Regions from separate parts of the Mus musculus genome. Here all the other regions are linked to region 7. A link is a loop called in an ENCODE intact Hi-C map of the cell type or tissue named here. Cell type or tissue: heart. All regions are shown on one strand.

Evidence for each region. Hi-C counts contacts between places; a loop is a spot of excess contacts. Peaks named below come from ENCODE experiments on the same cell type or tissue, not always from the same donor. Only the 100,000 strongest peaks of a DNase experiment are listed, where the experiment ranks them.
Region 1: a loop joins it to region 7, with 2.5 times the contacts of the local background. A loop is called at or near these places in 2 of 42 quality-filtered maps.
Region 2: a loop joins it to region 7, with 5 times the contacts of the local background. A loop is called at or near these places in 13 of 42 quality-filtered maps.
Region 3: it touches region 7 in a loop (2.3-fold over the local background); 3 of 42 quality-filtered maps call a loop at or near these places.
Region 4: it touches region 7 in a loop (4-fold over the local background); 12 of 42 quality-filtered maps call a loop at or near these places.
Region 5: it touches region 7 in a loop (2.4-fold over the local background); 12 of 42 quality-filtered maps call a loop at or near these places.
Region 6: a loop joins it to region 7, with 8 times the contacts of the local background. A loop is called at or near these places in 15 of 42 quality-filtered maps.

Annotation. Positions count from the first base shown.
Region 1 is chr7:112,083,722-112,087,721 of GRCm38, forward strand. It overlaps Usp47 (ubiquitin specific peptidase 47), which reads left to right. Exons shown (of 29, transcript NM_001357952.1): 15 at 136-191; 16 at 2,274-2,386; 17 at 3,280-3,384. Among named protein-coding and RNA genes, the nearest start is that of Usp47, 62 kb to the left of the region's middle. In heart, a CTCF peak has its summit at 1,524 (motif pointing right); a DNase peak (open chromatin) is centred at 1,540.
Region 2 is chr7:112,209,504-112,213,503 of GRCm38, forward strand. No RefSeq gene overlaps it. Among named protein-coding and RNA genes, the nearest start is that of Gm33247, 5.4 kb to the right of the region's middle. In heart, a CTCF peak has its summit at 3,535; DNase peaks (open chromatin) are centred at 3,828 and 3,968; H3K27ac peaks cover 2,371 bases.
Region 3 is chr7:112,270,519-112,274,518 of GRCm38, forward strand. It overlaps Mical2 (microtubule associated monooxygenase, calponin and LIM domain containing 2), which reads left to right. Exons shown (of 26, transcript NM_001193305.1): 3 at 712-1,051. The coding sequence starts at 788. Among named protein-coding and RNA genes, the nearest start is that of Mical2, 47 kb to the left of the region's middle. In heart, no CTCF peak of the experiment used is centred here; DNase peaks (open chromatin) are centred at 583, 2,323 and 3,203; H3K27ac peaks cover 4,000 bases.
Region 4 is chr7:112,217,527-112,221,526 of GRCm38, forward strand. Gm33247 (a long non-coding RNA gene) reads left to right here. Exons shown (of 3, transcript XR_378423.2): 3 at 230-308. Among named protein-coding and RNA genes, the nearest start is that of Gm33247, 2.6 kb to the left of the region's middle. In heart, a CTCF peak has its summit at 2,446 (motif pointing left); no DNase peak of the experiment used is centred here; H3K27ac peaks cover 3,724 bases.
Region 5 is chr7:112,223,827-112,227,826 of GRCm38, forward strand. Mical2 (microtubule associated monooxygenase, calponin and LIM domain containing 2) reads left to right here and starts at 2,010. Exons shown (of 26, transcript NM_001193305.1): 1 at 2,010-2,195. In heart, no CTCF peak of the experiment used is centred here; DNase peaks (open chromatin) are centred at 1,975 and 2,875; H3K4me3 peaks cover 2,934 bases; H3K27ac peaks cover 4,000 bases.
Region 6 is chr7:112,180,963-112,184,962 of GRCm38, forward strand. No RefSeq gene overlaps it. Among named protein-coding and RNA genes, the nearest start is that of Gm39071, 4.9 kb to the right of the region's middle. In heart, a CTCF peak has its summit at 2,449 (motif pointing right); a DNase peak (open chromatin) is centred at 2,449; H3K27ac peaks cover 1,725 bases.
Region 7 is chr7:112,326,976-112,330,975 of GRCm38, forward strand. It overlaps Mical2 (microtubule associated monooxygenase, calponin and LIM domain containing 2), which reads left to right. Exons shown (of 26, transcript NM_001193305.1): 16 at 1,677-1,745. Among named protein-coding and RNA genes, the nearest start is that of Micalcl, 46 kb to the right of the region's middle. In heart, a CTCF peak has its summit at 2,211 (motif pointing left); DNase peaks (open chromatin) are centred at 66 and 96; H3K27ac peaks cover 1,933 bases.

The DNA of each region.
Region 1 (4,000 bases), 240 kb before region 7:
TTTTTCTGGAATGCTTTAGTATTAGTGTGTCAGTGAATGGTGGTATGACTTTTTTTCAAATAAAGATTTGGTGCTTATAAATAAAAGGTACTGTCTACTTTAAAGGACCTGCTAATCTTTGTTAATTTCTCCTAGCTCAACAAATGCATATATGCTGATATACAGACTGAAGGATCCAACAAGAAATGCAAGTATGTTAGTCTTGAAAACACAGATAACTGCTTTTAGGTGATAGAAAAGTTAACACCTAAGAATTTTGTTATGCCTGGGAAAGTGAATTAAAAACACTGTTATGAAGTAATACTAAGTGATAAAAACATTTTACAAAAATCTATAGATCTGGACATAGTGATAAGTGCTTGTAATTCTAGTTACTTAGAGAAGAAGGCTGAATGAGGCGGAGGCGGGGGTGGGGTTACAATCCTGAGGCCTACTGACAGTTTAACAGGATCTTGTCTCAAAAATAGTAATTTTAAAGAAGCCAAGGCTATAGCTCAGTGATAGAGTTCTTAGTTAACATTCATAAGTCCCAGAGTTCTGATAACCAGTACTGCACATAGGCAGGCATGCAGTCACACACAAGCACACCCACACACAGACAAACGTTGTTGGAAAACTTTTAACAGATTAGGTATTACTTTAAGCTAATACCCTGTGCAGCATCACAGTTCACAAGCTGTGTGTACTAGAGCAAATCACTTGACTTTTCTGAGTCTTTGCAGATTTGTAGACTGGAAATGATGACACCCTGTAGGGTTGTAATACATGAATGGAAGCACATGTTAGGGTCTTGCAGCATAGCCAGTATGCTTGTTTCAGTTTCAAGCTTTCGGGTCTTTTAGTATCTACAAAGTTTGAGAGGACTCCAGATGGCCTGAAGTACTGCAGAAATTGTTTAAAGATCCAATACATTTTTGTGAATCTAGTAAAAAAAAAAAATTGTTATATTTTATTAAGAAACCCAGGGTGGGCAGCAAGATGGCTCAACTGGTATAAGATGCTGTTGCCAAGCCCCATGGCCTGATTTCAATGCCCAGAACCTTCAGAGCTGCCCACTGACCTCCCAAAATAATCCTTAGTGTTAAGTGTGTTTGTCCTTTTCTTTATATTTTTGAATGTTACTACTTTAAATTTTTAGTTGGGGGGGGGGTCCTTGCTAATTCTTACTGATTCACAGTATTGCAAACATGTTAGGATGTGTGTATGTTTGTATCTAGACACATACACAGATGATGAGTTATCCTATATTCTTTTTATAATTCAAATAATCACTGACTTTGATCCTAGCATATTTATTTTTAGTAGCAGATGTGCTCATATATCTGTTTCAACCATTATATATTTTTTTCTCATTTTCATGAACAAAAGTTGGATTGTGGCCTCACCAGTGTATGTTTCAGGACCTGTAGTAGTTTGGCTTAGAGGCACAACTAGGGTTGTAATCCACGCATCCTGTGGATCTTGCCCTTGAAGCGCAGTGCTTCAGCCCCTCTTGGCTAACTAATCCACTCTGGTTCTGTGGCAAACACCAGGGGGCGCTGTGTTACCAGACTGGGAATGCTTTGTAGCTACTTGATTGCAGGAAGGTGTATACAGCAGTGAGGGTTAAGGGAAGTGTGGTGGGAGGGCGGGTGTTGTTTAGACTGGAGTTGATTTCTGGAAACATTGCATTTTTACTCTTTACCAGTCCTATTGATGAATAATACTGATAGTCATTGTTTTCCTTAAAAATCAAACAGTCATTGGCTTTATTCAAGTGTCCTGATTTCATATTGTTTTGAATATGCTTTTAAGTCACATGAAACTGTGCCCAGTTCTGTGCCTCTGCCTTCTTTTGTTAGAAGGCAGCTGAAGAGCTGCATTGAGGAGGAAGGGAAGGTAGTGATGCTGTAGTGATGCTGTAGTGAGTGTAGTGACAGTTTCAGGAGTAAACATTTACTCAATTGTATTACACCAAAGGCAATAACCTTTGGGCCAGGGGCTTTTAATAAATGTAAGGAGCTGAGGGCTGAAGTAAAGTTGCCCAGGGCCACAGAGTTCCTTGGTGAATTTGAAATAAAAAATGACTTGTAAGTTTCCAAGGCTTTTAAAAATTTTGGTATCTTTGTTGGGTTCTAGGATTTGAGCCATTTACTAGATCTGAATATGGTCTCACTATCAGTACCTCTTCACTATTGCCTGAAAGAATGTCTCTGCTCCACATTGAAAGGAAGCACTGTAGAACAAAAAGTGTACAGGAAACTGCTCTGAGTGACACTGTTTTATGTTCCTAGAGTTTCTAGAAGTGGACGAGTACCCAGAACACATTAAGAATCTGGTGCAGAAGGAGAGAGAGCTGGAAGAGCAGGAAAAGAGGCAACGAGAGATTGAACGCAACACGTGCAAGGTTTGATTCCATGTTTGTGAGTGACAACTGCTGCTCAGGTTTGCTCTTCTGACCACTGTCGTTCTGGGGATAACTCAGTCAGTTCTGTGGTCATTAATCAGGTAGTGTGGCTTCATCACAAGGAGAAGTGTGATTTGATACTGAAACCTAGTGATGTGTAGCATGGTGGGCGGTCAATGTTTCTGCAGCAGTGTGAGGCAGGCATTCCCATATCCTGAGTACAGGAGGACTGGGAAACATAGAAATAGAGGCATACTTCAGTTACTGTCCTTTTACCCTCACTGTTCTCTTGTAAACCTTACACAGGACTAGGGACATGCTCAGAAGTTAAAGGCACTGGCTGCTCCTCTAGAGGACCTGGCTTCAATTCCCAGAACCCACATGACAGTTCACAACCACCTTTAACTCCAGTTTCAAGGAATCTGACATCCTTTCTGGACTTCAGGGGCACCAGGCACACACGTGGTGCAGATAGACATGCACGCAAGCAAAGCACCTATACACATTAATTTTTTTTAAGTATATTCAAAACTTAATATTCTTGGAGATAATTTCTCTTAGAGAGATAACCTTGTGAAATTCTTGCAGATATTATAAAAATTTTGAGAAGCATATTAATCAGTCTTTTCCAAATTAGAAAAAAAAACATAAATAAAAAAATTGCTTACATATAATTATATGGTTATTGAAAGTAATGTTTTGAGTTTTTTAAGACATAAGACTTAATCACTGTCAATCAGTTACAAATACAGACAGTAAGAAAAAATAGTCTCAACTATGTTTTTTGGTTTTTAATTACATTGTTTTGACAATGAAGAAAAGTGCTATCTGCCAAAGGATTCAGCTGAGACACTTGATCTAGTGAGTTGATGGTGGTATTTTCTGTTTTGTAGATAAAATTATTTTGTTTGCATCCTGTGAAACAAGTAATGATGGAAAACAAGCTGGAGGTTCATAAGGATAAGACGCTAAAGGAAGCCGTTGAAATGGCTTATAAGGTTAGTGGATGGTTGGACTTAATTTTGGTACCACCAAAGCTTTATAGTTGGAATAGATGATTTAAGTACCTTGAAGTTAACTGTTCATCTTCCTCCGTCCTCCAACTGTTCTTTGAACTATACTCAGTTGATTTTGAAAACTAGTCTGCCTTCTGAATCCTGAAATTAGAATTAGAAACACATTTATTTGTTTCTTTCTGTTTATTTAGCAGGTATCTATTGAGTACCTTCTGTATGAGCCATTAGAGATAACAGAGGGAAGACGGTCTTGGCCTCATGGAATTTATAATCCATTAGGAAAAATTTTTATGGTGGTTTGCAATTATTTTATTGTTTAGGTATCATAATATAAATCAGTAGTAATTTAAGATAATTTATCCTACAACTATAAACATGATAAGGACACAACTGTGTCATTGTATAGTTTGTTATTTTAGGACTGATGAAAAGTGTTAATTAAATATATTTAAGCCAGGCATGGCTGCTCATACCCTGTAATAGTGTTTGAGAGGTGGAAGCAAGAAGATCAAGTGTTCAAGGTCCTCTTCTTTTGCATAGTGGATTCAGGGTCAGCCTGGGTTACATGTGGTTCTTTCTCAAAACAAGCAAACAAACA
Region 2 (4,000 bases), 120 kb before region 7:
AAGGAATCACCCTTTCTCTGACAGGCCTGGGGCTTCCAATTACTACAGGCCCCCCTCTCCTTTCCTTCCATGTCATTCTCCTAGTCTATGTCCTCTGTCCCCTTTCTTCCTCGTTCTGTCTTTCTGTCCCTCTTTCTTCTCCTTCACCCTCTCTCCCTCCTTTCCTGTCTTCCATAACAAGCAACATCAGGCTAGGTCCCATGGCCACAGGTCTGTAGACCCTGGGTCACAATCCTATCAGAGACAAGCTGTGCTTGTTGGCTTGAGTTACTTCAGTACCCTGAGCCTATGTTGTCATGTGCAAGGTGGGAACCCTCTGCCCCGCTTCTCTGCGGAGGGTTCAGAGGGTTCGTGTCTCTGCAGCACAGCACTCAGGGCTCAGCAAGAGAGATGCTCTACAGTGTTCATGAACTCTGTGGGATAGAGCAGGTGTGCTCTATGTGCTGGGTACAAAAGGAACAGCCATGGGCCCAGCAGATGATTCTAAACAAACTCCAGGTGCGATCTCTGTCATAATATATGATAATTATTTTTTCATAAGCATAAGAGGAGACATAAATAGTTTCCCTGCAAAGCTCTCAGGGGCAGATTTTAAGGGCTCATATTGAAATTAAAGACACACAGTGGCTTTGAGAAACCAATCTCACATCCTGTGTGAAATTTTCTTTATATAGTTTGTAAGGGTTGTGAGACTGCCAAGACACTTCTGTTTCTTCCCAGGAAGTAACCTTTAAAATGGGAGGTGACTATTTTATGTCTGTATGGCAAGGCAGGCTTGGAGCTACACAGGCCTAGGAAGCCCCTGAAAGCCCACACATGGGGTGACCATAGTGTTCCAGCAAGCATGTATCCACTTAGTGAGACTGTAGCTACATGGAAGGATAGCCTTCCAAGGCAGGTTAGTTCTGATTGATACAGGGGCTGCCCACAGCACCTGGATGGCAGGGACACTGAGAGGCACGGGGCAGGAAGACACTGTGGTGAATAGCAGAATCTGCCACAGGAAGCTTTAGGACCTGGAGCAGGGAGCGTTCAGGTCTAGGTCATCTCTGAGTTAGCTGACTTTGACAGTGAGTATGAGCAGCCTGCCTCCCTTCCTGCAAGAAGTTCTCAGACTCTCTTTACTTTGCCACTGGGATTCTGGTGGAAGGGTGCTCAGGTTCATTATCACATCCTAAAGAGCTGGGGAGCTGAATCAGGTTCCCAGATGGCAAGACTCAGTGTGCCATCCACAGAGACCCTCTCTCAAATACGTGAACGTAAATAGCCATTACAAGCTGATGGTAAAATTCACATGGAAGGTAAGAAGGGCAAATGAAGAACTTATGTGACTTTAAAGAACAAGGACAGACTTACACTGACAGCCATCAAGAGTTGCTACCAAGGCCCCAGTGTTGAAAGGTTTAGTGCAGGCATAGGCAGTAGACAACGAGATAGAACAAAGAGCCCAGAGGTTAGCCTGTAGCTGTCTGGATAATAGTGGGAGGCAAAGCAAGGTGTAGTTCCATGCACAGCACATGAATATATGAAGTTTAAAAGCTGAAAGAACACTACGGCCATTATTTTGAATGAATGCTTTTGCAGGACAGATACTAACACTGTGCCAGTATGACACTGCACTCAGAGTATGAACTGATGGGTCATGTTTATGCCTATGGATTTAATTTAATTTTATTTTGGGTTTTGAGATAGGGTTTCAGCGTGGCCCAGGTTGGCCTTGAACTCCTGGTTCTCTTGCTTCAGCCTCCTGTATGCTGGGGTTGCAGGCATGTGCCCTATGCCAGGCAAGCTTCTGTCTTCAAAAAGGAAAAAGGAAAGTATGTGAAGTGAATGTCACAGTCATGAAGCTGTAGGACAGGCAGCACATGAGCTGTGGCTACTTTATTGCCTTATGTTAGGAATATTGGGAAAATCATCCCTGTATCCTTGGCCTCTGGTATTCCTGAAAAGCTGGTTATGGGCTGGAGGGCAAAGGGCAGAGTCGTTTTCTGCACTCCTTATGTATGACAGTCAATTCCCTCATAATCATTAGTTCATTTATCACTATGGATAAGTCAAGCATGGAGGAAACAAATATAATTAAGGTGTGTTCTACCCCAGCGTAAGAAACAGGAACATGGCCACACTGGGATAGGTGCTAAGACTGAGGTATATCTGAAAGCCTTAAGGAGAACACAGTGGGAGGAAGCTTTTGTTCTGCCCAGTGTGTGGGAATGAGGCAAGCATGGAGTTGGGTCTTGAAGGGTGAATAGGAGTTTGCAACGAGATAAGAGAGTGGTGTGAATAAAGGACTGGACTATGAGTGGGGCTGGTATGTTGTGGGGCTGGAGGGCAGCTTGCAGCTTGACGCGTGCTTCAGAGGGAATATCTGGCAGTAGAAAACGCTGGAAGGCAGGAAGATTGGTGATTTACGTGAGAGGCAATTAGAACATTGTCTGCAGCTGAGAGAGCAGTGTGGGGCTCCACATATGTGGCTTCCATATCACAGATTCAACCAATTTGCCATGGAATTCATGACATATGATATATTATATATTGTACAGAATACTTGTGTTTTGGCTGGCTATTGTTCTGAGGGAGCTGAAGTGATGGCTCGGTGGTCAAGGGGTCTTGCTTCTTTTGCAGAGGACCAGAATTCTGTTGCCAGCACCCACTTCAGGTGCGCATGTCCAAATAAACATGCACTTAATTAAAAATAAAATAAATGTTTAAAATTTCTTCTGAATAATAAAGTCCCCCTTCCCCATCATCATTTCCCAAAGAATAAAGTAGATGAGTGAGTTCCAGGTTCAGTGAGAGCCCCTGTTTCAAAAGGTAAGGTGGAGAGCCACAAGGAAGACACCATTGATGACAACTGGTCTTGCACGTGTACAGGCATGTGCACACACACACACACACACACACGCACACACACACATGGCTCAGGAGGTAGAGGAAAGAGAATCAGGACTTTAAGCTCCATCTTCAGCTACATAGTGAGTTTGAGACCAGCCTTAGTTACATGAGACTCCATCTCAAAAAGCCACAATAAATATAATAAATATAGCAAGAGGCTGTGCGTAGGTTACAGCCAAACATATCCCCATCGTTTTACAGCATCCTCCACAGATTGGGTACCCGAGGGACTCCTGGCCATAGAACTGAGGGATGTTTGTATTTTTCTGCAAAGCTGCACATTCACAGACAGGGACAAGGGCTCGGCTAGGCTTGCTTCATCGCTGTTGGGTTTGCTTTAATCAAGCTGTGTTTATCTCCTCGATGTACCCACAGGCCTCCCTGTCTGCTGGAAGAGCTCAATAAATACATGTTGGTGGCCAGGCAAGGAGGGAGGAAGGAGGCAGACAGAGAACAAAGCCAGAGAGAGGAGGGATTTCTCAAGAATAGCATTAACGCTAGCTACTAGCTTACTCAGTGCCTTGCCATCTAGGAAGGTAAAGTCCCCCAGAGGCTGTCTACGCAGCCTGCTGACAAGTGTGTGTGCAGGCATACTTCTAATGAAAGGAGCTCACAGGTGTAGGCCTGTTGCAGTGAGTGAGTCCTGTCATAAGGTGGTAGTGTTGCATGGTGCCACATGCCTGTCAACTCAGCACTCAGAAGGAATGCTTTGTAGTCCAGGCTGGCCTGGCCTACACAGCAAGATCCTGTCCAAAAAAAAAAAAAAAAAAAAAAAGTGGTGTTGTTTATAACGAAGTGCTTCCTTTTCTCCTGGGGCAAAAAGACCTCACATAAAATAAAAACAAGTTCCCTCTTTGATGAATAAGACAAAACAATAAGCTGGCAGCTGGCGGCGCCCCAGCTGATAGGCTCTGTTCAGGTGGCAGAAAGCACCTGCCCTGCCCTGTGGGCACTGTGGGAGGGGCAAGACCTGCAGAAGCCTGGGGCTTTACAAGTCTTTGCTCTGCTTCCCTGAGTCAACTCCAGTCACCAACCACAATTCACTTCAGTTAATAAACTGGGCCCAAAGCAAACAGGCCCCCAGGAGTGCGCAGAGGTGAACACG
Region 3 (4,000 bases), 56 kb before region 7:
TCAGTAATGTGAATGAACACCCCATTGAGTGTCTCCCTTACATCAACCCAGGCCCTTGTTTAGACAGCTCCCTGCTTGGTCTTGCGCAGAATGGGTTCCTTTTGCTGGAGAGAAGGCCGTCCAAGTCCGTCTTCTGGTTGTCTGATTGAGGTAGATGGTGTGCTCCTGGCAGATTCCAGAAACAGGTTTAGAGTGGTTGTCTTTTGCCACCTGTGCAGTGGAAAGTCTTATCCCATAGTAATCAGTAAAGAGGAGCGTGGAGCCTGGAGGAAGATGGACCATGGGATTGTTGTTGTTGTTGTTTTTAAACCACTGCACTGACATATCATAGCTAGGTAGAATTCATGTTAATCAATTCGCAGCACCAAGAATGGTAGGTAGGTTTACCACAGGGCCATAAATCCTTTCTGGCCTTTTCCCTTTCTTACTCATTGTTTCCAGAGCCATCTGACTTGTAGCATGATTGCCTAGCTCCTGTTGACATTCTCCGGAGTATATTTATATAGCTTTGTGCAATCTGCAGTTCTCCAGCCAAGAAAGGGAGTGGGGGTTGGGGAGAGAGGTTGCCAGCAAGGCTGCATGCCAGGCTAGAAGGTACTTTGGACCATCTCCAAATATGGTCCACGTGGAATGGTGAACATGAGGGATGGAGTTCTGCCCTTTAGCCCTTTAAAGGCTATAAGGCTCACCTATCGATGGCTTCCTTTGCAGGTGTGATACTTATCCAGCCCTTTATGCTGACTCCCGCTGACCCCTCCACACCACTGCTCCACACAGCTCCCGAACCATGGGAGAGAATGAAGATGAGAAGCAGGCGCAGGCCAGCCAGGTCTTCGAGAACTTTGTGCAAGCTACCACATGCAAAGGGACCCTCCAGGCCTTCAACATCCTCACCTGCCTCCTGGACCTAGATCCGCTGGACCATAGGAACTTCTACTCCCAGCTCAAGTCCAAGGTGAACACCTGGAAGGCCAAAGCCCTGTGGCACAAACTGGATAAGCGCGGCTCCCACAAGGAGTACAAGCGAGGAAAAGCCTGCTCGAACACTAAGGTAAAGGGGACCCTGTGGATGCTCCTTACCCTCATGGGACAGGGAGCTATTGTTCTTGTCCTGTGTGACTGTCCTATTGTGGTTCTCAGGGGAGGTTCCCTCTGTCTGGAAGGACTGCCTTGAAGCCAATCCTGTTGCTATGGCCACAGCTACACCTTTGTACCATCCCCAAGGGAGGGAACCAAAGCAATATGGAGGGAGTGAAGCAAATGTCACCCTGCTACATTTCCCATTTCTACAACCCTGCTTGCCACCTGTGGGCCCCTGGCTGTTTATTGAGCAACTTCTGTGTACAAGGCACCTTTTGTCTGTGAGCCCACTGAACACCTACAGTCGGTCTTTGGACAGCTTTAAGATGTCTGGATGGAGAGAGCAATTGTTTTACCTGGGTTCATACTTCTAGAAGGCATGCTGGCTGGCTCTGTATGACTCCACCGCTCTGGCACCTCGTTATGTAAGCAGTGTCATTTAAGTGGTTCTCTACCCAGAGCAGACATTTTGGAAAGACTCCTGTCCGTTTTTGTTGTGTGGGGAGTGGGAAGGGTTGGGTGCACTTGCCTGTGTGTGCAGATGAAGAGGCCAGGGGTCAAGTTCAGGCATCTTCTGCTGCTGCTCTCCACATTGTTCTTTTAAGGCGGAATCTTCCCCTGCATCTAGAGCTAGCCATCACAGCTAGACTGGGTAGCCAGTAATCTCCTGGGATCCACCTGTCTCATTGAGGATCACCTCAATGCTGGGCTTGCAGGTGTCTGTCTCCATGCCTAGATTGTATCTGGATCCTGGGAGTTGGAGCTCAGATCCTCTCTCCATACAGCAAAATGGTTTGTATTCACCAAACCATCTCCCCAGCTGACTCCCTGGTAGGGAGAGTTAGGTCTGTGAGATAGTTCTCTGGTCATTTCTTAATATCTCTTTGCCTCTCCCCAGGATCCACATCCCTGCTCAGGAGTACACCTGTAGCTAATTCTCCATATACTGGTTGTGTCCCCTGTGGTCTATGGTTGATAATATCTGTGAACGTAGGGCCCAGAACATCACACCTCTGACACTGCTGACATGCCAGCACCTGACAGGCTGCTAAAGCTGATATTCATTGCTGGCCCTGGAGAACTATTGCTGGTCCAGGTCCAGGCTGTGTGTTTAGGTTAACGTTGAATGCACCGCATTTAGACCTCTGGGGAAGTAGTTCAGCAGAGCCCATGGAATTCTATTCTGTGCCAATCCCAGGACAAGAGGATTGAACTCTCCATGGCAATGGAGCCTGTTATGTTTTTGTTTTGGTGATGGGGAGTGGCTGAGGCCACCGTGGGATACGGCTGCTTTCCATTGCCCCGGGGAAGCAGCTGCCAAGCTCCTGAGCCCAGTGCACCAGTGTGCAGAAGACAGAAAGGGTCCTAACTGTACTAAAACCATGTGTACTTCAGCTCTGAGAAGAGGTGCTGCCCCCTTCCCCTGACCCCATGCTGGTTCAATAACTTGCCCTGCTCTAGCCTCAAGCAGAGGGTACCAGGGTAGCAAACAAAAGGGGAGAAGACAGATGCCCTGGGTACCACTCCCACCAATGCCTCCCTTCAGAGTTTTAATTTCCTGGTTCATGGCTTCCTAGGAGTTGAGCCAAGGGAGCGTCAGAGTTACCTTTTTCAGTCATTGTATATGATGGCTTTCTTTTTTAAAGGGACCCTGTGTATGGCCCCTTTACCCCCAAGAAAACCATAAGGAGGGTACCATAGAAGTTGTGTGGTCACTGTTTGACACACTCTCTCCCGGAGGATTTTTTTAGAACCGTTATCCCAGGCTGCTTTGAAGTTGTGGCAATCCCCTTGCTTCAGTGCTAGGATTACCTTTGTCTAGCAGGACTGTTTTTAGGAAGTGGCACTGCCTGGGTGGCTGATCCAAAGGTGAGCCTGCTGAGGGAGCCAGCCAGCCTGGCATCTTTTTCTTTTGTTTTGAGACAGGGTCTCATGTAGCCCAGCCTGGCCAAACCCACTATGTCTGGCTTGGAACAGCTGATCTTCCGAATCCGTATCCTGATTGCTAAGCTTACTGGCACGTACCACCATGGCTGGCTCTGAGGATGTGCTGTGAAAAATCATCAGCCAGAGAGTGGCCTGGCTTGTTGGACCAGTCCTGTTTTATAAGTAAGCTCTAGTGGCCTGAAGTAGCAGAGTCCTCACACCTTGTGGCTGTCAGATCACTGTGGGTACTGGAGATACAATGGAAACAGGATGTCTTTAGTCAGCGGTGCTACTTAGGAACAGCTTTGAGCTCGATGAGTCGTTATGTCTGGGATGTGAGGAGAAACGGAGGCTTTCGGATTTGCGAGAGCCCGTCTTACAAAAACTGCCTGTGCTGAGGAGTGGAGGGGTCTGAGAATGCTCTGGCCATCTAGACTAAGACTCTGTGAGCTCAGAGACCCAGCCCCAACCAGTCAAGCCAGTAGGGAAAGCATTCGGTCACAGAGACAGAATGGTCCACCATGTATCTTTTCCATCCTCTCCCCTTCTGTCCACGTTGGATATTTTGCTCCATTCCCCTAAACTGTGGGCAGGTTTCTCTCCTCTTGAGATGTCTGAGTCCCATCTCCTCAGGTCTGTGATCCAAAGGGTACAGCTTTCTCCTGAGGTTCAATAGTGAGTTTTTGACTGGCCCACCTCTAGTTTTATAATGATCCAATCCAGGAAAGCTGGTTACTATAATTGATGGCCCTTCCAAGTTTCACATGGTTGACATGAAGGTGGAGCGGTTTCCCAGGGCTGTGGGAGTGCAGACAAACACACTTTACTGCTTACTTTATTTCTGCTTAGGCCCTCCCAGACCAGACTCATGCATGGGTGCTGGGTGCTCAGCTCTAAGAGGCCATGCTGCTGTTCTTCTCATGAGTCAAGCCAAACCGCAAGAGATGGGTCCCACCTGCCCTCCTACATGACAGACACTGACTTGTTCACACAG
Region 4 (4,000 bases), 110 kb before region 7:
TGTATATTTTATATTTTATCATGCTCACAAAAATAGTGGTCTTACACACACCATACTTTGTGAGATTTATGTCTTTTGTCTCAGCTTATATCCACACCATTAGACAGGGTACCATACCCACTTTATGTGACTAGATCATGCAACTGGATTTAAGGTTTCAACTCAAACTGACTTAACTGCAAACCCCACACTTTGAACTACCTTTTCACACCATCTCTACATTTCACAGGTGCCTGTATTGACAGTGTGAATTGATTCATATCTACTGAGGACAGTTTTCAACTTGGTCACCGTAATGAAATACCTGACATTTATTTTGGTTCACTGTTTTGGAAGTTTTAATCTGTGGTTTGTCGATCCTGTTGATTCTGGTCACATAGTTGGGGTAGCATTTTGAGGCTGTCCTATGTGGTGGAGGAAGCTGTTTATCTCATAGTAGTCAGGAGAGAGAGAGAGAGAGAGAGAGGGAGAGGGGAGAGGGGAGAGGGGAGAGGGGAGAGGGAGAGGGTGCTCGCTTCAATCTCATCAAGGGCATACCTCTAATGGCCTAAGATGTTCCACCTACTCTTAAAGGCTCTGCCAACTCCCAACAGCACCTTCAACATGAAGGCCACTGAAGAGCAAACTATAAATCCAAATCATAGCAACAAAAAATATTATGGTCCGAATATCTGTGTGATAAACACATCTATTTTTTTTTCTCTTTGAGATAAGGTCTTCTGTAGCCCAGGCTAGCCTTAAACTTAACTGTGTAGCTGAGGATGACTTGAAGTTCCAAGTTCTAGGATTAAGACATACACCAGTAGGCCTGGTTTATGGTGCTGAGAATTGAGCCCAGGGTTTCATGCATGTTAAGCAAGCACTCTACCAACTGACCTGTGCCCACAGCCCAGCACCTGTACCCACAGCCCAGCACCTGTACCCACAGCCCAGCACCTGTACCCACAGCCCAGAATTCACATGTGTTTTTGTCATTGTTGTTTGCTGGTTTGCTTTTCAAGATAGGGTCTCACTATGTAGCTTTAGGTGGCAAGGAACTCACAGTGTAAAACAGAGAGATCTGCCTGCCTCTGCCTCCTAAGTACTAGCATTAAAGACATGTTTTACACACACACACACACAGTTGCTACATATTAAAAAATGTCCTTTAAAAAATTTGTTTCCTTTTATTGGGGACAGCAGTGATTCTAGAAGCTACTAGAAAGTTGAGATTCAACATAAGAAGGAAAAGGAGGCTGGCTGGCTCCTCTTAGATAAGAAGAGCACAAACCAGGTGATAAGGAAGCTCAGGAGGTGACCTACCGCACAGTCTGAGAGGGAGTGACAGTAGTCAGAGAGTAGGCAGGAGGAGGAAGGGCTGTGGAGGGGAAGGTAACACCAAGCAGGCATCTTAGATCTGGCAGAGGTGGGAGCATGGAGCACCTGGCTGGATCCTAGAGGCCTGCACCAGCCAACTCTTGCCTGATTCCCATGCTGTTTGGCTTCCAGACTCCATTCCTCTCTCACTGACCAGAGAGAATCCCTTTGGCATGTACTTGCTTTGCTCCAGGGGACAGCCACAGTCTTGTTCTAGGACAGCCCCTTCCCACCAAGTCCTTTTTCTTTGTTCTGGGATCCCCTGACTGTTGGCCACACACCTGCAGCAGCCATTACTTCTTTGTGACTTGTATCTCCTCCCTGTTGGAGGAGAAGGATGCTGAATGTTGATGGACCTGCAGAGAATGATTGACAGCTCATTCTACCCAAAGTAAGGAACTGCCTATGCAGGAGGTCAGCCATTTGAGGCTTTACCCAGCCTGCTGACCCAATGTACTCCTGCTGGAGGGCCAGCCGACCTATCATTCCCCCTTCTCTATGGAGGTGGGGGCAGGGAGGTAGGTTCCATTTGGAAGCCTATCCTACTGTTATTCTTTGAATATGTTATGTTATGTCTCCCATCTCCGGTAGGCACTTGCATTTGTCCTGTGGTCTCTAGCTGGTGGTGCTGTTTTGAAAGGCTGTGGAACATTGAGAAGTTGGAGTCTTGCTGGAGGTAGTGGGCCCCTGGGGGCCCGACTTCCTGCCTACTCTCTGTTTCCTGATTGTGGCTGTAATGTGACCACCATCTTTGCACCCATAGCTCTGCCATGGGATGACTTCCATCCCATGATGCATTGTACCCCTTCTTAAGCTATGACCCCAAATAAAGCCTTCCTTCTTCAAGTTGCTTTTATAGGCTTTTGTCATAGCAATAACAAGAACAACAATAACAACAAGCAACTAAATTTCCTGCTCCCTTTATCTGTCACTCTCCCTTGCCCCACGGTGAGGAAATCCTGGGCCCTGAGCATGCGCAGCAAGCATTTTGCTGTCGTGCTGTCCTAGGCAGAGGCGTGGACTTTTCTAGATGAAAACCCAGCTCTGCAAGGAATTGCTTGGAATGAACGCCTCCTGCAGGCCACACTGATCTGATACAGAGTGGGCAGTCCCTCCTGAGCCCCCAGGGTGTGGGCTGTCCTAGGGAGTCCCTTGGTATCTAAGCTGCCTCGGAAGAAAGATTAAGAGGAAAGCAGGCAGGCAGGAACTTACTGCAGGTTAAAGATATTTATCCATTACAGAATTCACTAAAGGCTTATCTGGAGTGCTGGTGTGTGGGTGGAACAGGAATGGAGAACGGATCAGAGAGGAAGGTGTCAGGGTGACATGACTTTTTGAGATGTCAGAAGCACACAGCTATTCTGAGAGACCACACTGGCCAGAGTTGTGGGTAGAGTCCAGGCCACTAGAGAATCAGCGTATGGGGGCTACAAACACGTCACTCAGTGGTTTACTTACTTCCGGTTCTGGGGATTGAACCAAGGGCATTCATTATACACACCAGACAAACACTGTCTTTGAACCACATCTGTAGCTCTCATATGTACACACACACACACACACACACACACACACACACACACACACATTCATTTATATTATTTTATTCGCCTTCCGGAAAACCAGTGTTTTAGGGCAGTGAGTGGTCCACACAACATAGAAGCCACGGTAAGAAGGTGTTTCCTCAGGTTAGTCCTCCACCAAACATGTAGTCATCTACTGCATGCGGGTTACTGTTTAAGCAATGGCCACTGGGGTGACCATGGTGAATGCTCCGCTGTGACTCCCCTCAGGAGATTTAATTTTGGGATCTCAGATGAGCTGTGTGATAGACAGCTTTCTGTGACTGTGAGAAGCATAGCAGACACAAGGAGAAGGAAGGATGGTTTCTTTGGGCTCATGGTTTTGGTCCAGAGCCGCTTGGCCTTGCTGCTTTGGGTCTGTGGCTGCACACCACATCATGGCAGGAGCACACAGCACAGGGGCCTGCTCACTTCATGGTAGCTGGGAAGGTGAAGAAAATCAGAAATGATGTGGCAAAATGTGATTGGTGTCTGGAATCCTAGCACAGGGAAAGATGAGGCAGGAAGATTGCTACAAGTTTAGGCCCAAGCTGGGATACATCGTTCTAGTCACTATAGGTACTGTGTGAGACCCTGTCTCAAAAAAGAAAACAAAAAACCCTCCCCCCCCAACACACACACACACACATGTGCATACGCTCACATACTAACCTCCAAAACAGAAATGACTCAATTGACAAAGTGCTTACCTTGCAAGGCATGGGCACCTGAGTAAGATCCTTAGCATCCCTGTAAAGAAAGTTGTGCACTGAGGGAGGCTCAGGGCTGTCAGACAAATGTGAAGACTTGCATTCAGATCTCCGTAACCTGCATACAGCCAGACACAGAGCACACCTTTGTGACCCAGCATTCCTGCAGTGAGACAGCTGGCCTGGCATACCCAGCAGTGAGTGAACAAGGAGCTGTCAGGCAGAGACTCCTCTTCTCCAAGATACCAGTCTCTTACTTCTCAAGTGTGGATGGTACTACCTCAGAATATGCTGAGAACTTATGGCGCTTGCTCAGGTATGATGCTGGAAAAATGGTGTATATGTATATATATATATATATATATATATATA
Region 5 (4,000 bases), 100 kb before region 7:
CACAAGAGAGGTACAAAGGATGCTGGGAAGTATTGTAAAACCTTACTTTTGAGCGGCCAGAACTTCTGTCCTAGCCCAGACCTATGGTACATGCACGTAATCTCCACATTTGGGAGGATGAGGCAGATAATTGTTGAGATTTGAGGTCATCGTGGAGTACACAGTGATGGAGACCAGCCTAGAGTACACCCTGAAATCTTGTCTGGAGAACTCTCTGTTCTGAGCAGTGCTATCATTGCTTAGTTGGCTCACAGTGCTCCTGAGCACGTCAGGCTTGTTTTGATCTGAAGACAGAATGTTGTGCTGTGTCAGACCATGAGGCTGACTAGAGAATAACGTGGACTATGCCTCCCCCACAGCCACCTATATTCAGTCACCTGGGCACCTGCTCCAGAGTGACAGCTGGTTAAATGAATGAATGCTTCTCCTCCATCTCTATCTCCACACTGCCTGGGCTCAGCCAAGTAGCTATGAGCCTTGCCCACTGAAGCCAAGCTGTGGACAGAGGTCATGCAATTTCCTAATTAAGTAATAACTTAAAAAGGCAGGGCCAGGTCATTCAGGTCGCCTTTCCCTGACAGCAGCCAGATGTGAGCTCTATAGTGTGCTCAGATCAATTGGCAGTTCTTCTAGAGATCTTACAAGTCCAGGGTTCTCGGAGGCCCAGGAATGGCTATAGAGGCCTCACTTCACGGTTGTGTATGTTGACTTGGAATCAGTTCCCCGTTTAAATACAGACACGTTAATATGCACACGGTCTTGGTAAATGACTCTGTATTACAGATCTCAGTTCCCCCATCTGTGAAAGGGGATGAGGATATTGAAAAGATCAATCTCTAGGTCTGGGTTTAAATGAGATGATGCATGGAAGGTGTTCATTGATTGGTGGTGACATGGTTAGAGTCCCACCAGAGTCAAGTACTGTCCCTCTTAGAGTCAGTGATGAGTTTTGCAGACTGAGTGGGGTTGAGTACCAGGTATAAAAACGCATCCACAGAAGTGGAGTGAATCCTAAGGACGCTGAGAGGCAAACTCTGAGAAACCCCAAGGCCTGGATGATGGAAACGCAAAGAGTATAGAAAAAGACGGGCCCCAGGTTTGGGGGTGGAGGAATTGCTGCCTGCACTTGCCTGGCCAAGGGGCATGCTCTCCAGAGGGTGGTACCCGGGGAATTCCAGCAGCCTGGAGTCATGGTACTGTTTGCCTTCGCCGCCCAAGCCTGCCTGCTTTCCTCCCGCTGGGTCAGCTCAGTTTCAAGAACATTTATGGACTCTGCATTGGGCCAAGCTGAATGATGGGCTGCGGGCCCCAGGGGTGAGTCAGTCCACTTGAATCCTATTTTCACTGCTGTCGCAGTGTCCGTATGAATTTCTCAGGACTTCGAGCCCGAACCATTCATTCAGAATTTTCGCTGAAACTGTGAGAGGCATGGTCATTCATGAAAGCGATCAGAAACAGGGGTTAGCCATTCGACAGCCAAGAAAGAGAAAGTGCGAGCGACCCAGTCAGTGCGATTGGTCTGTGTCACTACCCCATTTCCCACAGCTTTAGCCCAAGCAAGGCCAGTTCAAGAGAAGACCCAAGCAAGGAAGATTGCATGCAGAAAAGCAAGAAATGAGGGCCCAAGAAGGCCAGGCAGTCCTAGAAGTCCTTTGCTGTTCCCTCCAGTCCAGAAGGGACAGTGAGGCTGTCTTTCCAGCTGCCTAGGCAAAGCTTCGGGAGGCCCAGCTTTCCCCTCTCCCTGGACACCAGAACACCAAGGCCGGGTGTTCGTCTCATAGCAGCCCAGGGCTGGGTCTTCGACCTGTGGCCAGGGTGGGAGCGGCTAGGGCAGGGCTTCAGCCCACGTGCGTCCGAAGCTGCAATGGTGACAGCAACCCCCAGCCTGGTACTAACTGGGAGGGCGCTGGGGTGGGTTCCGCGCTGCATGACCATTGGTCGCGCGTCTCAAGCATGGGGTGGAGCCTCGCCTTCGGAGGCCCTGTCATTGGCCGAACCTCGATGGAGGCGTGTCCCAATCGGATCCTCCGCGGCTCACAGAACCGCAGGCACCCGGCCGGCTCAGCCTGCGCCGGGCCGCCTCGCTAGCTCCGGGCTCGGCAGGCGGCCCGCTGGGTCCCGGATTTCTGCGCCCTCAGACAGAGGACAAGAAAGGCAGGTGTTGACCTGAGGCCTGGAGGCCCGCGAGACCTTGGGTAAGACGGAGTGGGAGAAGGCTCCGGGGTGTGCGGGAGCGGGTGGGGACTGTGCCAGTCCCGGCTGGACTCCGCGCCCTACTGGACGCCCCGGAGGGTCAGGTGCGGCAGTTCCGTCCGGGATCTCAGACCCACCTGCGGGGTGCGCCGTGGGCTCTTCACCAATCAAAACTGTCATTCTAACCTCAGAAAACCCAACACACGCGCATAGTAGGCGCCCTTCAGCAGCAGGGTCGCCTGTCATCGTTCAGGGGAACGTCCCCAAACTTTGCTCTGTGCGATCTAGGCTCCCGTACCTTTCCCATCCTCTAACAGAGCGCCTTGCTTATTTTTATTTTATTATTATATTTTTCTGCTTCCTTTCTTCTCCTCCCTCCTTGATAACAGGAAGTTGGGCCAAATGTCAGTGGCCTGGCCAGCGGCGGGCTGGAACTCGGGCTGGTTGCTTGGCCGGTGGCGACGCTCCGAGGGTCCTGCGCTGCTGTTCCCTCTAGCTTGGGACCCCTGACAGCCTGTGCTTGTCCCTGCCCAGGAGCATCCTACCCTCGTGTCCTGCTCTGTCAGTGGCTAGCTGGCCCTGGGCTGGGGTCTCCCTTGCAGCCTCTGCCTGCTGCAGCTGTTCGGAGAGGGCGGGGTTAATTTATCCCAGGCCAGCCTCAGTCTTAGCCTCACCCTCACCGGCGGAGCTGGGAAGGGCCTGTACTGGACCGGGAAGAGGCGTGTTGAAACCAGAGTACTCTCCTGTCTCCTTCCACATTGTTTATTCTGGGCCTGGGTTTCTAAAGCGGAAAGAGCTCTCGTTTGCAAGGCCTTTCGCTGTCCACTATGTCTTAGGTGGTTTAGTGGGAGGATAAAGTCAGTAGCCCTTATGGATAGACCCGGAGAGAAGAAAGCTGGAGGTCAATTGGCCTTCCGCATTTGCCTCCTGAGTTCTCAGGTACCTGTGTCCTCTGCGTGCCAGCAATCTCCGCGAGGGGTGGGGGTGGGGGCAGTGGACCTAAAGCGTGGGACACCAGGATAGCCCCTGTTCATGTCCCAGGGGTTTCAAAGGTGATCAGTGCTGCCTTCTTCAGGCACAAGGAAGAGGGCACAGGTTGGATCCCAGTAGTTTCTCCCCCAAAAGCTTGTGTTGTGTCCTCTCTGTTTTAGGGATCCGGAAAGCAGTCCTGACTCTGTGCCTGCTTCCCACCAGTTGTCCTGTGGCAGTGGGAAGGAGCTCTGGGCGCATGTGTCTGGAGCCCCTGGCCTTTGAGAGATTCTGGGGACCGCAAAGCACAAGGTGCTTGGCCGGACCGCAGGAAGCCGGGATGCGCTGCGAGCTGCTCCTCACTGTGTAGTCCCCTGCAGAGGGGCTCTGGCTGAGTTCTTTGTGATGAGAGGGACTGACTGTGATGCTGCCTTGGAGGAAAGTCTCCTCCCATTGGCTTTACCTCTGTGGGCCTGGCTTTTCCAGTGATCTTGAACTGAATTCATTGAAATAATTTTGACCCTTAGGAACTTCAGGGTTGTTCTTTCTGCAGTGGGGTGGGGCAGGCTTTGGCTTCTTTTGTTTGCTGGGTGATGGTAACCTACAGTTTCAACAGCCCCATTCCTAGGAGCTGCAGAGAACAGCCCCGATCCTCCCATCCTGTGATGGGAAGGTAGTGGTTTCTCTCCACCACGTCCTCATCTCTATCTGGGTTTGCCTTCCAGGCATGGGCCTGACTCTGCTCACTCTCCACTGCTGAATGGTAGAGGTTCTGCCTTCCTGGATGAGGTCTTGGTTGGGCCAACCCAGCCTGGATTGAACATGGCTAACCCAAGTC
Region 6 (4,000 bases), 150 kb before region 7:
ATAAAAATTAATTTGGATACTATATTTTGTTTCATCCAACAGATCTGATGTCTTGGCATTTTAACATGTTAAGAAAATAGAATTCAGAGCTAGGCATTGTGGTACACAGCTGTAATTCCAGTGCTTGAGAGACTGAGACAACAGGATTGTGAACTAGAGTATCCTGGACTAAAACAGAGAGACCATCTGACAAACAAAGATAAACAAAAGAGTAATGTTATCTTTAGCTCCACTTCCCACCCTGGTTCTAAGGCTTTGGGATTCTGTATGTATTTTACTAGATTGGAAACACACAGATGCACACACACACACACCAGCAGCAGTTAGCACAAGAAAGGACATAGGATTCTTTGGTAGTTGGTAGAAGAGACCAACATGACCTGGCAAAGTCACATGGAGGCATTCACACTGGGCCATGGTGGCTGTGTGAGATTTAGAAAATGAAGTGACGAGTGTTTGGCCTGAGGAAGATGGATTATCCATCCCTGTTCTACTGGATCATGTCTGTCTCCCCTCCAATCTCCCCCCATCAGTACACACACACACACACACACACACACACACACACACTCTCATGTATGCACACACAGGTGTGGAGGTCAGAGCGCAGCTTCAGATGTCTCTCCTCAGGCATTGCTCGCCTTGATTTTTGAGACAGATTGCTCACTGACCTAGAACTCACTGAGTAGCCTAGTCTGGCTGGCCAGTGAGCCTGAGATCTGCCTGTCTCCGCAGCAGTGCTGTGATTCCAAGCACACACCACCACACATGGCTCTTAAAAATGATTGTTATTTTAAACAAACAAACAAACAAACAAACAAACAAACCAGGGGTTCTGGAGCCCCAGTCGGACCCTCCCGCTATCAAGCCAGCATTAATGACTGAGATGCTCTCTGGAGTTTTAAAGGATTGACAAAGATCAATAGCAGAAACTTCTCTGGATGCTGTAGAAAAATGTTTCAGGCTGACCCAGTGACCCCATCCCATAAGCCTCTGTGACCCAGTCCCACAGTAAACCTTCCACTGGGGCCCTTCGCTCACCAGTCTCTTCTGAGAACCTCAGAGCCACAGGTGAAGGTGCCCACCTAGCGAGTGGATGTGTTCCCTCATCCACACAGCCTGGTCACAGACAGTCCCCAAACCACAATCCACATCACATGTTCTACTGGGTGTTTGTTTGTTTGTTTGTTTGTTTTGCTTGCTTGCTTGCTTTCTTTCTTTCTTTCTTTCTTTCTTTTTTTTTTTTTTTTTTTTTTTTTTTTTTTTTTGTCTTGACTACCCTGAAACTCACTCTGTAGACCAGGCTGGCCTTGAACTCAGAGATCCACCTACCTCTGCCTCCCAAGGGCTGGGATTAAAAACATGCGCCACCACCACCCAGATTTCCAGTTCTTTTTTATGATTACATTTATGTACTTAGTTTGAGTTGGGGGTACAGGTCACAGCTTGTATGTGGGAGTTGGTTCTCTCCTTATCTCGTGGGTGCTGGGTTTGAAGCTACATGTCAGGCTTAGCAGGAAATGCTTCTACCCATGAGCCATCTCTCTCTAGCCATCTTCAGGTTTTTAGGGCTCAGAATAATTAAGTCAGAGTTGATAGAGCCGACAATTCTACACTTCTCCAGTGGGGAAACTGAGTCCCACTGAGGGAAAGAATGTTGCCAGGTCATGAAGCAAGATTCTCATCTGAGGCAAATGAGAAGGCTCAAAGGGTAAAATAGCACGCCTCACAAGCAGGACAATCCCCGAAACACACAGTAGAAGGAGAGAAACAACTCCCTAAAGTTGCCCTCTAACTTGTACATACATTCCATGGCAAGTACACACACACACACACACACACACACACTATATCCACAGCATACACATAATCACCACTACCACCACCATTATCATCATCACCACCATCATCTCTTCTCTTGGGTCTCCCCCTTCCTGTATCCACTGTAGCCTTAGGCATCTACTAGATGGTCTGGATAAAAGCAGCCATACTCTTATTTATTCATTAATAAATAACAATGGCAAATTCTTTATTAATAATTTATCTCTGGGGTAGGTCGAACAGGTGGGGGCTGACTGACACCTCTCCATGTGGTCTCCACAAGGTCTCCACTGTTTGGGCACTCTTAGTGCCTCACCCCTCCATGCTCTCACCCAGGGTTTGTTCTCAAGGAGGACACTTCAGCACACGCCACAGTGGTCACACTGCTAATTCTTAGGACCATATGAGAAGCACACCCTCTGCCTGCTCCAGCAATCCCAGCAGACCCACAAACATATCTTGTTTCTCCATGTAAACATAGCCTGGAAGTTTATGTAACAGGAGTGATCAGGATCCCTAAAGCCTGGGTTCTGGAATGTTCCCATTCTAGGCCCACACAGTGACAGTGCTGCGTGTCTCCCTTCCTCCTGCAGTTTGGGCTTGTAGCCACTTGCATTCTGCAAGATGTCCAGGAGGTGGCGCCAAACTGATGTCCACAACAGTTGCCTATGAACCTCTTAATCAGAAGGTAGCCCCTGTGTGGAGAAGGAGGGGATCTGCAGGGGTGCTGCCATGCCAACAGATGTAGTTGGCCTTGGTCAAGAGTCCGATCTCTGCTATAACAGGGGTCCTGTTATACACAATGAAGGCCAAGACGTCTCTGCTCATTACTACTGTCCAGTGCTCAGTGGAGACCAGGCTCTGAGTGCCCCCTGTAAGTGTGTGTGTGTGTGTGTGTGTGTGTGTGTGTGTGTGTGTGGTGCCATGCAATGGCCGACAAAGCTCTTTGTACCCTACTATACCTCTGAAGGTGTTCTAGGCCTGGAGCAGGTGGGAAAGCTGGCCCTCATTAAAAACTGAAGCACCTGGCAAGCCAGGGGGGTCAGGGGGAGACAGCTCCTTGAACAGCTGCCTCTGGCAACAAGGAGCCTCACTATTTTGCAGTGGTGATTGCCATAGCAGCTTCACACAAACATACTTGGGAGGTAGGCCCACTATGGTGGCAGGTGCTAGATGCATATAGCTGTTAAATTAATTAATAAAAAAATTCTTTGAGATCCTATGAGATAGGGTATACCATGTTCCAGGCTGTTCGTGAACTTGACAGGTATCAGAGAATGGCTTTAAATTTCTCATCTCCTGCCTCCACCTCCCGAGTGCTGGGATGACAGATTTGTGTGAGCACAGCTGGTGTGGGCAGTGCTGGGCATGGAAGCCAGGGCACATGTCAGGCAGGCTCTCTAACAACTTAAAATTCAGTTCCTGCACACGCCTGTAATCACAGCACTCAGGATACCAAGGCAGGAGGATTGCTGTGAGTTTGGATGCAGCCTGGGATACACAGCAAAACCCTGAAGCGAAAAATCCAGTTTCTTAGTTCCATTAGCCACACTTCAGACACATAGTAGTGGCTAGTAGCTGCTACCAGGCCAGCACAGAGATGAGTATAGACAATCTCTGAAAGTCCTGTTAGACAACATGAACCCAGAACCCATGTCTCCCACCGACAGGGTTTCGTTTGCATGTCGGAGTACACTTGGCCGTCTAACACTACCTTCCAAGGATGTGGTTCCTGCAAGGTTCTTGGAGGTAGGGTCAGGCAGGGCGCAGGCCAAATGCTTGAGTCTACTACTCAGTCTTATGGCTGAAGCTTTGGACAAGCCACTTTGTCTCACTCCAGCTGTGATCTCATCTATGCGGTACAGACAGGATTGCCAGCTGCCACAGTTATTACTAACTAACAACAGGTGAGTCCCCAGCTCTGTTCTGCAGCCCATGTACTCTCAGGCTGGGCTGTCACCATGGAAACCTATGTCTGGCTCACTGGTAGCACGAGGCTTGATTCCAGAAGGAGATGGTCATCTAGGTGACTGGTAAGATATGTGACATGATCAGTCCAAAACTGTTGCTAGGTCCCATCTGGGCTTGTACATGGCCCTGTGGGACAGGACCACAGGAGAGACACCATGCTTACAAAGTTTACATGAGAGGGCCTGCATGGGTTTTGGAACAACAGAGA
Region 7 (4,000 bases):
CCTAGGCTGACAAGTATAAAAGAGAGTTGCATGTATTGCTCTTTGTGGGAAAAGCCAAGTCCTCATTGAAAGTGGGAACAAAAATACAAAGCGAACTCTAAGATTATGCACGGAGCATTCTTGTTGATGGGACATTCTGTACTTGCACAGCTCCCGTCTCTGGGCCTAAGTGGCATTCACAGTGGTGGAGCTTGGAGCCCAAACAGCCTGAGTCTCTAAAACCCAACATTGTTGAAAATAAGGTCATCTGTTTCTCTTGGTGTTTGCCCAGGCATTGAGACTGAGATTATTTCCATTCACAAAATACTGATTTATGGGATGCTGAAGGAAATGTTGAAGGGAGGCAGGGCCCTCTGACCCGTTGTTTTATGGTGCTCTGGTCAAAATTTTTAACAAATTTCCATGACTAGACTATGGTTGTTTTTTTTTTAGATGGAGTTGGTGAACATGGTAGTTATGTCCATGCCGTGTGTGTGTGTGTGTGTGTGTGTCTGTATGTATGTATGTATGTATGTATGTATGCATGTTTATCTGTGTCTGTGTATGTGGTGAGCGTGTCTGTGTCTGTGTGTGGGTGTTTACTACACTTGAGTGATGCATTGTAGACTCTATGCTTAGACTGCTATTTCAGAATAGTCAGGCCTGAAATGACCCTTCTGGGGCCAGGCCACACTAAGGCCTGGATGGGTGTTATGCCTGAGTTTACAGTGAACCTATAGCATCTCTTCCTACACTTACAGTGTTTGAAAGGCTGGGATGTGGCCATGCCATGGAGGAAGTTAGAGTGACTCCATACTCCCCCCTCATCCCTGTGGGAGAGATAGCCATTGGGAGGAGGTCCAAGCCACTGGAAGCTGGCAGTTAAGATGTTCATCCTTAGGAAATATACCTACGCTGGGATCAAAGATGCATGGGAAGAAGCCACTGTGTCCAACCTCCACCCCATCCGAGGGCACACTGAAAGCCCAGTCTCACAGCTCTCCTCATCTGTCTAGGCGAGCTTCACAGGCCTCGGGTAGATTGTTCAGATTACAGGAGCAGGGAGTGAGCTACGAGGTGTTATCGGACTAGCTGGGTAATGTCTATAAAAGGGAATGTGTCTGTGGATAGTTACAGTTAATGGGAAGTCAGTAAATCTGCACTGGCCTTGGCACGCTGGACATTTGCTCTCTAGACCTCAGGTTGGATCTAATGTCTATTTGAAATGTATTAAATCTTATAATGGTACCTGGATTGCAGGCTTAATTTGACACCAAAGCCCTGGACAGCTCACTCCTAAGAATGCTCTTTGCAGGTGAACCTGTGCTACCTCTTCATGGGTGGCCCAGGGAGAACAGAAAGTCTGGTACTTTCCACAAGGCAGTTCACACAAAAGGTATCTCCAGGTCAGGCCTGGCTCCGCCCTTAGGCACATGATTAAATCCCCTCTGAGCCCAAAGCCACTGGGATCGAGATGGTGCCTACCTTGCCTATGTCGAAGGGATGCTGAGATAGAGGAGAAACACTTTTCCCTGTGCCTGACATAACTCCATACCAGCACTTGTGTGTGGGACCATCTTTGCCCATGTCTACCGTTGGGCTGACAGCTGTTTCCAGACAAGCACGCATCCTGCTGTGCTTCTAGTTCAAACAATGTCCAGGGCTCTGAGCTCACCATGTTTGCTTGGTCATTGCAGGTAGACACCCAGACTGAAGAGAATGACATGAACAAGAGGCGGCGACAAGGCTTCAACCACCTGGAAGAGGTCTGTGTGCATGGGCTCAGCTAATACAAAGCCTCCATGTCCTGAGGACCGGTGGCTTGGGTGTACTTAGCTATGTCACTAGGCCTCGTCCCATTTGGTTTGGTTTTGGTTGTTTTTGTTTTGTTTTGTTTCTCTCATGAGCCACTGGGATCCAGGCTCAGTTTGATAGAAAAGCAGTCAGTGTTCTGATCCCGACTTGGCTTCTTCCTAGCTGTGTAACCTTGTAGGAGGAAAACCTCCTAGAGATGAGGGGTCTGTCTGTCAGATGTGCTGATACATCCAAACTGCTTGAAACTTTGCAGGGCTTGTAGATTTATAAGATGACCTATATAATATAGCTAATTAATATTGAATTTTTAATTACACTAAGTAGGAAAGAGACACCAGCAGGCCCTCTGCATTTTTTACTGCCTTTTGGACTTGGAGTCTTAAGACAAATGTTGGGTGCTCTCAAGCGCCACCATCTGGTGAAAGAAGAGAATTATAGGAGACTGGGTGTCAAAGTCTAGAACTTGCCTCTGAAAATGTTAGCACAAAGTGGGAGTGTGCATTTAATAATTTGAAGAGACAGAAGATGTGCACTTCATTTATCTGTGTGTGTACATTTTGGAGGCCAATCATGCACCTTGTGTGCATGCAAGGGCAGAGATTGGTGCCACGTGTCTTTCCTGTTTGCTATCCACCTTATTTTTTCTGAGGCAGAGTCTTACAACAAAGTGACGTCTTCTCCGTTAGGTTTAACTAGCCAGCCATGAGTCCCAAGGATCAGCCTGCCTCCAGTTCCCAGTGCCATGGCTGTAGGCATGTACCACTGCACCCAGCTTTCTATGTGGGTGTTGGGGGGACCTGAGTCTTCACGTTTATGTGCCAATCCCTTTACCAACGAAGCCATCTCCCCAGCCCTGTGCTACATTCGTCAAAGCCATCCTAATTCTGCAATAGGAAGTGTGCATATGTCAAGGAGGCATGGGTGCCAGCTTTGGTTAGCCTGCTAGCTAACGTCAGAGCTGACTCAGAGGGACATGGGATAATTTGTAAGCTATGCTGATACTGGATTCACGGGACTCAGAAGAGGCATGCCCCTTCTGTGTGCTTGAAGAGGCTTTATTGCTGTATTTTGCAAAACGTTAATCTTCATGGCTCAGACTCGTCCCACCTCTCAGCAAGTAAGCTGTCAGTCAAGCCAGGAGCCCACCCTGATAAAGCTCAGCTGCCACTCTTTACCTCATTTTCTGAGAGAAAGAAATCCGGAGTCCTCGTCACATCTTACAACTTGAGCATGTTCACCCTCCCCATCTGAAGTGTTCTCAGAGATTTGGGGGGTGATCCCATCAAACTGTGGCTTCAGGGAGTGGAGGAATGACTGAGAGGTTAAGAGAGCTCACTGCTCTTCCAGAGACTCAAGTGTAGTTCCCAGCACCCACATCAGGTAGCTCTCAACTGCCTAAAACTGCAGCTCCAGGGTATCCAATGCCCTCTCCGGGTCTCCACAGCCACCCATGTGCATGTCCTACACACACACACACACACACACACACACACACACACATGATTACACACACCCACACGTACACACACAAATGATTATTTTAAATAAAAATGAAAAAGAAATGCAGCCCTGGACTCAATGAATCAAATCTGGTTTGGGAAAAGGTTATTGGTACATCAGTGAGTGGGAGCCCACTGCACTGGCTGACTTTGATTTTGTGCGAACAGTGTTCATTCAGTAAACTCTCCCCTCGCCCTTGAGCCTACAGTCATGTGCAAGACACACTTCCTACCCTAAAGTGAGGAGTGACTCTCCATTTTGTGTCTATCCAACACTTGACTGTGATGTGCATACAATTGTCGCTCCCCAAGGTTGTTTCTCTTTGGGATCTTATTTCAAGAGCAGTCAACTTTAGCTTGCATCTTCCCATTTGTCGCCTCTGAATGAATGCATCTTTACCACCTCAAGGACGCTGCTCCTGTGGGGAAGATTCATGGTCTCCTTGAGATGGCCGACCATCCTCACTTGGCACAGAACACCCCTCTGTGTTTGGAGGTGTGTGGGAAAAGATCCCCACGGACCAGGAAAAGACATTAGGAAATACTAGACAATTTCAAATGTTATTAATTAGCAGATGACTGAGAAGGATCTCAGTTTTATAAACCATTGTAACAAGGTCTTCTTCACTCCTCAGAGTCTTGTTACCATCATGAGTTCTCATAGGATGGGTGCAAAGCACCCCTCACCCCTGTGCCATGAATCCGCA